2 separate regions of the Mus musculus genome follow, and region 1 is linked to region 2. Evidence: chromatin contacts called from ENCODE POLR2A ChIA-PET data. All regions are on one chromosome and are shown on one strand. Each heading gives the region's core, a stretch centred on a gene start or an enhancer-like site at or near the end of the contact. The rest is flanking DNA. Distances are from core to core; before and after follow the strand shown.

Region 1 (3,878 bases), core at 218-2,717, 180 kb after region 2:
GTTTCTAACTTTTCTTTTTCAAGGGAAGCCCAGGCTGTCTAGGCTGACATGAAATTCACCAAGAACACTAAACATACTGGCCTCAAATTCTCTATTTTTTCCTTGTGTTTTTTTTTTCTTTAAAAAATGGGGGGGGGGGTCATCTCACTATATAAACTTGGCTGGAATTCAAAGATCTCCCTGCCTCTACTTCCAGAGTGTTACGATTAAAGTCGGGTGTCACCATGCCCTGAGTAGACTCTGAATTTGTCCTGAGTGTGCCACCACCCTGCTGTGGCTTATTGCTTACAGCAACAGCCTTTGTCATTATCCCAGAGTTGTATCGTAATTCATTGTCATGTCATGCATTTTTAACCTAGTATATTTTCACACCTATATCATAGTTTCTTGCTTATATCTGTCCCCTACCACTCCCCCCCCCATCTCTCTAGCTTCCTCTCACTGGTCTCCTTCCTCCCCCAAATAGTTCCTCTTCTGCTATCTGATGTCACATAGTAGACATTAACGCTATCATTTATTGAATGAATGAATGAATGAATGAATGCCAGGCACTGAGTTTAAACAAAGTCTCTGCCCTGTAATGGCTTTAACAGACTATGGGAGTAGTCAGATGAGAAACAGTAATAAAGAATAAAAGATAGGCCACTAGAAACTGATTGTGGTGGTGGGAACTTGAGGCAAGACCTATTATTGATTGAATTTGAGACGAGCATGGGCTAAAAAGGCTAGTTTAAGGCCAGCCTAGGATGCATAGGGAGACCCCCTTTTAAAAACTAATCGACAATCAGCAGCAGCAGCAACAACAACAACAGTAACAAGCCAACAACAACAACAGTAACAAGCCTCTTGGGAGGCTTAGGTTCTACCATCCAAGCCCAGTTTCTGGGAAACAGAGTGAAATGTGACTGGGACCTTTGAGTTGTAGGACTTAGGGTTGCCAATTCTTATCAGCTGCGTTTCTGGCTGGGCGGGCGGTCAGGGCGAGTCAGATGCAGGCCTGCGGATGTGGAGGTGTGTCGGGATGGACTGCTTTCCACGCAAGAATCCCAGGTCTATCCTGGGCTTCGAACAGACTCCAGGCTCAGTTGTGAGGCCGCGGAAGAGCCAGCCAACCTGCATTAGCCCCCACCTCACAGAGTACTCACCTCCGCGTTCGCCCTCAGCTAGCTACCGGTTGCTATAGCGCCCAGGGCGCGAGCCTCTGCAGGCCCAGAGGAGCACGGGAAAACAGTGAGTCCCGTTACCCACTGGGAAATGTAGTTCTCCGTAGGGTGCGGGCCGTCGGCGGGTCGCGTAGCGGACTACGCTAGCCCTGCTAGCTGACTGGAGAAATTCAGCTCCGGAGCCCAAGGAGTACTCGGGAGTCTCGCGCAGCATTCTGGGAAGGGTAGTTCTTCTAGGTATTAGAGCAAATGGCTCCAGGCGGGAGAGAGCCGTTGAGAGAACTACACACAGGAGGCGGGGTCCAGGGCGAGGGGGAACACGGCCCACGGTGGCGAAGGCGGCTTTAGTAGCAGCATGAAGCGCGTCCAGACCGCGGAGGAACGAGAGCGGGAAGCTAAGGTATGTGGGGCTCCGGGCGTCTGGGATTCTGTGTTAGTCCCGGGCTAGAGGCAGGGGACCCGCAGACCCGCTGGGATGGCTGAGTGGATGCTCGGCGTTAAGCCAAGGGGTGTCAGGGCCTTGTTTGCAAGAGACCTGCAGACGTGGTGTGAGTGTGCGCGCGCACGTCTGTGCTGTGAATTCATATTGCTCTGGATGCAGATCTGGATACAGTTAGTCTTGGTCAGAAATGAAAAGATAGACATCTATGTCCCTGTCCTGCTTCTGTCCCTATTCCTTGGTTATATTTGTAGCCACTCTCGAGCCTCAGTTTACCAGTTTACCACCTGTGTGTTTTCAGCTCGAGCGCAGCTGAGCCACAGATTTAGTATGGTGACATGTTTTTATTTGGAGCATTGCCTCAATGGCCAGATGACTTGTCTGCGTGGTCAGCACATCAGATACGCTTTACATAGCTTCTGTGGGTAGTACATTCCTGGACTCCGTCCTTGCTGTTCAGCTTTCTGACAGTGGACACTCCTTGGGATGACAGTAACAGCAACGGCGACTTATTTGCAGCATTTTTTTTTTTTTGTATCAGACACCTACATTAAATGCATAATTATTTCATATCATTGCAGCAGATGGCAAGACAGATATTACATAGGTAGAGTATAAACAGTCCGTTATGAAGATGAGCACTGGAAGCTCAATATTTTCCTTTTCCCCCATCCCCAAAGTTGGGACCTATTGATTTGTTCTAACTTATCAGCATTCAGTCCCCCTCAGTGGACACAACAGATTCTGCCCATCTTAAAAGTCTCTCTTGTCTGTAGCTCATTTGGCCAAAGGCCCTTGGCTATGCCGTTTGGTGCTTATTCTATGGTAGGTAAATACTGGCAGCGAGGATCAGTAGGAAATAAAACAGGTACAGTACTTGCTGTCGTAGAATTTTGTCTTGTAAGATTCCTAAGTCAGTTAGGAATCTAAGGGTTTTGGGTCTTGGGTGTAATGGCCTGAGTTATGTATTTTACAGACATGGACACGGAGTCTGGCAGAAGTTGGCCTTTGCTCAGGGCCTTTTGTTTCCTAGGTGGCATTAGGGATCAGGAGCTGCCCCTCTCTAATCTCCTAGCTCCATTTCTAGTCTCTTTGTGAAAGACATTGAAGTACTGGCTGATGCGAAGCACAGGTAGTTGTGTTAAGTCCTAGACAATGTCTCAGTAATCGTAAGTGATTGCTTGACTTTCTGTTCAGCTAAGTTAAGGCCCAGTGTATAGAGAGAATCTTGCAGTCATTTGTTGTGAACAATTTGATAAGTTTTGACTGTACGTATATGCAAAATGTTCCAGTTGCATAGAGGGCATGGCTCTTTTAAAAAGTTATTTCTTTACAGCCGATTTCTTTATTTTACCCCCAGGCAGTCATGCGATCAGTCATGATTGTTGAATCTATGCTTTCTAGAGTTTTTCATCTAAGCCGAAGCAGACAGCATATACCCGGATGCCGTTTTTACTGATCACAGTAATTTTTGAGACCTATACGTGTTAACGCACATGTTATCAATTGTTCCGTTTCTGTGGCTGAGTGGTAGTGCACTTTGTGTGATTCCACTTATTCATTCACTCACCTGTGGCTGGGCATTTGGATTCTTACAGGTTGGAGGCTAACAAGGAAAACAGCCATGGAAAAATCCTGTATCTTTATTTACACTGCGTAATGCGTCCATTTGCCATTTCCCAAAGTATTTCACCTCTGTGTCTAGGCAATTTGTTTGTTTGTTTGTTTGTTTGTTTGCTTGCTAGGGCCACCTTTGATGGATATTGTATGTGTGTGTGTGTCTGTCATCTGTGTACGTCTGTATGCATGTATGCAGGTGCATGTGCTGGTGTGTGTCTGTCAAGATGAAAGCTCCACACTGAGTTTCTTTTTCAGTTGCTTTTCACCTTATTTTGGGACAGGAGCTCTCCTGGAACTCAGAGCTCACTCACCGAGCTGCTCACTCACTGAGCTAGGCTTGCTTCTCAGCAAGCCCTGGAGATCTTCCTATCTTCACCTTTGCTGAGCTGGCATTTCAGGCCTGCACTGCACTTGGCTTTTTACATGGGGCTGGCGATCCACACTCAGGTCCTCTCGATTGTGGCAAGCACGTCATTAACTGGGCCATCTCTAGCCCCAGAACATTACCATATAAATAGAATCATGTATATGTGACCTTTCTGTTTGGCTGCTTTCACTCACCATACGTGTTCATCCATGCCGAGGTTCGTAGATCTTATAACACTTATCCATGCTTCCCATTACCCAGTAGATGACATTCCTATTTCTGGACACAC
Region 2 (3,932 bases), core at 837-3,336:
CAGGAATTCAGGATACACCCCAGGCTGGCCTCAAACTCCCAATCTTCCTGCCTCTGCCTTAACCTACAGGGAATACAGGTAACTGGTATTCCTAGCAAAAGGAGGTTTGTTTAAAGTACTAAAAATACAGTATAAAATTCTGCAGTATTCTGCACCTGAGGAATTTCAAATGCGTACATTCACAGAGGGTTCAAAGGAGAGAGACACTTCAGGTAGTGGATAAGAAACCAGGTTTCGGGCTGGTGAGATGGCTCAGTGGGTAAGAGCACCCGACTGCTCTTCCGAAGGTCCAGAGTTCAAATCCCAGCAACCACATGGTGGCTCACAACCATCCCTAATGAAATCTGATGCCCTCTTCTGGAGTGTCTGAAGACAGCTACAGTGTACTTACATATAATCAATAAATAAATCTTTAAAAAAAAAAAAAAAAAGAAACCAGGTTTCAAAGACCACAAGGTCAGTGGGTGGCTTAGTAAATATACAAAGACAGACACAAAAGTAGCCAGCTCAGCTGCAAGACTCCCTCCACAAAGTCTGCTGAGTTTAAAAGGATGGCTTCTTATTTATATCCCTGAAGGTGAAAGGGGTCAAAACTCACATTTCTAAGAAGCAATGCTATACCAGTATCTCTAATCAGCAGTGCCTTGTGGGCATATAGCATCCATGGGTGGGTACCAGCCAGTGCCTATAACTGCTGCCGTGCTTTCCAGGAGACAGTGTCACCCAGTAATTAAACCAGAGGACAGGGATCCCACTTCTCCCACTAACTTGCTGACTTGCAGCCAGGTAGGGCTTTGCAAACCTGCTTTTAAAGGTGGCTGACACCATAGTGCATCAAAAATTCAAGGAGGGTTATGTTCCTGTTTGGCTCAAATGAAAACTATATATTTTCCTTAAGGACTAGTAACCCACTGCCTAGACACACATGTTTTCTCAAGGTTTTTCTTCACCTCTTGAGAGGCGTGGCATTTCCTATTTGTAAATGTACTGGCACTGGGCACCTTTCATGTCTTCTGCCTTTAAAAATTCAGTACATGGCCCTCAGTTCCTCCAAAAGGTACCATGTACCGTCCAGCGCAGCCATATTTTTAACTCAGTGGTTCCAATAGCAACATAAGCACAAGGAACCGTAGCCAACTTTTCAGAAACTACAGTTTGCTAGATGAGCAATCTACCATAAGCATAGCATGACATCGTCCAATAGTAATGACAGATGTAAGGAAAACAGGTTCCATCCTTATTCGCAGAAAATACCACCAGACTTCCTGCTCCTCTGACTCTTAAAAAAAAAAAATGATTGCATGCATTTACACAGCTGAGCGAAGTCTGCATCTTCACCTATGCGACAGTGAGTATACCGCAGAGGGCCAATGAGACCTAGCTACCATCGTTCTTCTGTGACACAGAGCTAACTAATGTTATCACCCCAAAAAGGGTTTACGAAATTCCACATTAAGAGGCCACCAGACAGGACCGAGGAAAAGTAAACAGCCCGGGCCTCCGACAGCCCGGCTGGCTGGGCAGCTAGCTGGGCCGGGCACCCTGGCCCGGGGCACAATCCCATTTCGGAGCACGTAGAGAATCTGGACAAACCTGTCCCGAGGTGATGTAAGGCTGGTGCCCGGCCCTAGCCTGGAAGCGAGTTGGAGGCTGGCTGGGCCCGCTAGTCTGCAGCCGAGGCCGAGAGCCTGGGGCTTCATGTCAGCCCCTCGCCAGACAGACGGGACCCAGCGCAGGAGGGGCAGACCAAGCGGAGCAGAGCGCCACCAACCCTGCCGCCCTCTTCCTCGGGTGCAGCAGGTGCCTGCAGCGCACAGGTGCGGCCCCGCCCCCGTGTCCCCGCGCGGCCGCCGTCGCCCCGGTCCCTAGCGCACCCCAGGGAACCGAACGCCGGGCCGCGGACACAAACCCTCTGTCCTGACGACTCGGTAGCCACCAGCCCAGAGGTGAGACGCTTACCTGGATGCCCTCGGTGCGGAGCGCTGGGGGCCGAGCGCCACCGCGGGCCAACAGCATCTCCGGCTGTCCTGCAGCCCGGCCCCTGCCGCTCCTCTCCCGCAGAGCCCCGCCCCGCCCTGCCCTCAGCGGGACACGCCCTGGACACGCCCTAGACTGGGCGCTTCCGCTCGGATACCCATGCCGAATGGCTCTCTCTCGCCGTCCATCAAAAACGTACTTCCGGGAGGTGTTGGGGCTTGGAGCTCCGTCCTGCCAATCAAGTTAGCGCCGCTCGGGTGGGGCCGCGCTCGTACCTCCCCCTTACGTAACAGCGCCCAGGGACGAGCTGTCAGTCAAAGAAGCTTCAATCCCTGGGGAGGCTGGGACGAGAAACAAACAGGCACCAGGCCGCCATTGGACGTGGCGTGTGTCAGTCACCATGGATACCCACCCAGAGGTTTATGCGGCAGCCACTATAGCCAGTCTCCGGCAGTGATTGCTGCTAGCTCTTGGCTCCGCCAAGCGTCAGCCGGTATCCAGGCCTGGACTCTGAGCCACTGGCTGGAGAGGGAGGTCTGCAGCTCCCTGGTGGGAGTGATGGGATTTATTAATCAACTTGCTTAGGAGACAATAAGTGACACAGAGTAGAATTTAGCTGAGGTAGTGCTACCTTTACAATAAATCCAAAGTTATCAGGCTTGTTAGAAAGAATTCTGTAAATGTTTCTTCCCGGGGATTGATGTGCATTAGGTTCCATTCCCATAACCAAAAAAAAGACAACCCTGATTTACAACCAGCCATTAAACACATTAGCGTATCAAAGAACGTGTCTCTAACGGATACAAGCATCCTGAAGTTCTGGCCTGACATAAAGCCCCGTTTCTCTGGAGAAAAGCATAATTCTGCCCAGTGGCCAAGATGACCCTCTGTAACGACTATTATCGAACAACACTGATGTACTTAAGAAATAATTCTGGCGCCGGGCAGTGGTGGCGCGCACGCCTTTAATCCCAGCACTTGGTAGGCAGTGGTAGGCAGATTTCCGAGTTCTAGGCCAGCCTGGTCTACAGAGTTCCAGGACAGCCAGGGCTACACAGAAAAACCCTGTCTTGAACCCCCCCCCCCAAAAAAAAAAAAAAAGAAGGAAGGAAGGAAGGAAGGAAGGAAGGAAGGAAGGAAGGAAGGAAGGAAGGAAGAAATCTGGCAATATTTGGCTGTGTAAATCTTAAATGGCCAGACTTGCAGCCTACAGTCTCTGTTTCTACTGTGGCCTGCATCCCTTAGTCCCTACTTGTTACAAGATATGTCTGGCCCCTACTCTAATTTTTCCCCGCCCGGGAAACATGCTGCCTTTCTCCCTAGAAGCCCTTCCCCATGTAACTCAGCCATTTTGGTTACCTGCTCCTTTCAGTTTACCCCTTACTCTCTTAGCCAGTCTCTTAGACCAAGCTGCCTCTCTTGGTTGGCAGCTCCCCTTCTAGCTCTCTGTTTCCACATCTCCTCAGGTGGCGCAGCTCAGTCTGGGGATGTTCACTCTCCCAGATGTCTCTGCCTCTGTCTCTGCACCCCCTTTTATCTGCCATAAACTTTGTCCTTCACCATACCTAACAGCAGTCGCTTCCTTTCCTTTTTTGTCATTCAAGAGGCAGGGCGTCAGGGGAGCTTGCCTCTAGTCAGCCCCTCCACAGATCTGTCAGGGGCTTGAGAACCAGGGAACCGGTGTCACAAAGGTCTCTAGCACCGAAGTTGGAGGCCCTCTCCCATGGCGGCGTGTAGCCCGCTCCCACCTAGTTCTTGCGTGTCGCTCTCACTTTGACCTGAAACACTTGTGACCTTTCCCTGTTCAAATGCCTCCCACTGGGTACATTTCATGCTCCATAAAACCCAACGGCCCCTGGCTTTCAAGACGACCTTTTCTGGCCACCTCCTTCCTGGTCTAGCCCAATTCTGTGAAGGCTGCCCTTGGCCTTAAAGCCTCCAAACCTGGAGTGGGA

What was found. ChIA-PET counts read pairs that join two places held with the same protein, here RNA polymerase II (POLR2A).
Region 1: POLR2A ChIA-PET joins it to region 2 with 10 read pairs in embryonic stem cell. The contact joins the promoter of Fto here to the promoter of Aktip in region 2. POLR2A ChIA-PET finds 5 or more read pairs at or near these places in 2 of 5 experiments (Patski and embryonic stem cell).

What each region holds. Positions count from the first base shown.
Region 1 is chr8:91,312,058-91,315,935 of GRCm38, forward strand. It overlaps Fto (fat mass and obesity associated), which reads left to right and starts at 1,468. Exons shown (of 9, transcript NM_011936.2): 1 at 1,468-1,563. The coding sequence starts at 1,519. Rpgrip1l (Rpgrip1-like) reads right to left here and starts at 1,165. Exons shown (of 26, transcript NM_173431.2): 1 at 1,146-1,165.
Region 2 is chr8:91,131,941-91,135,872 of GRCm38, forward strand. It overlaps Aktip (thymoma viral proto-oncogene 1 interacting protein), which reads right to left and starts at 2,087. Exons shown (of 10, transcript NM_001302266.1): 1 at 1,960-2,087.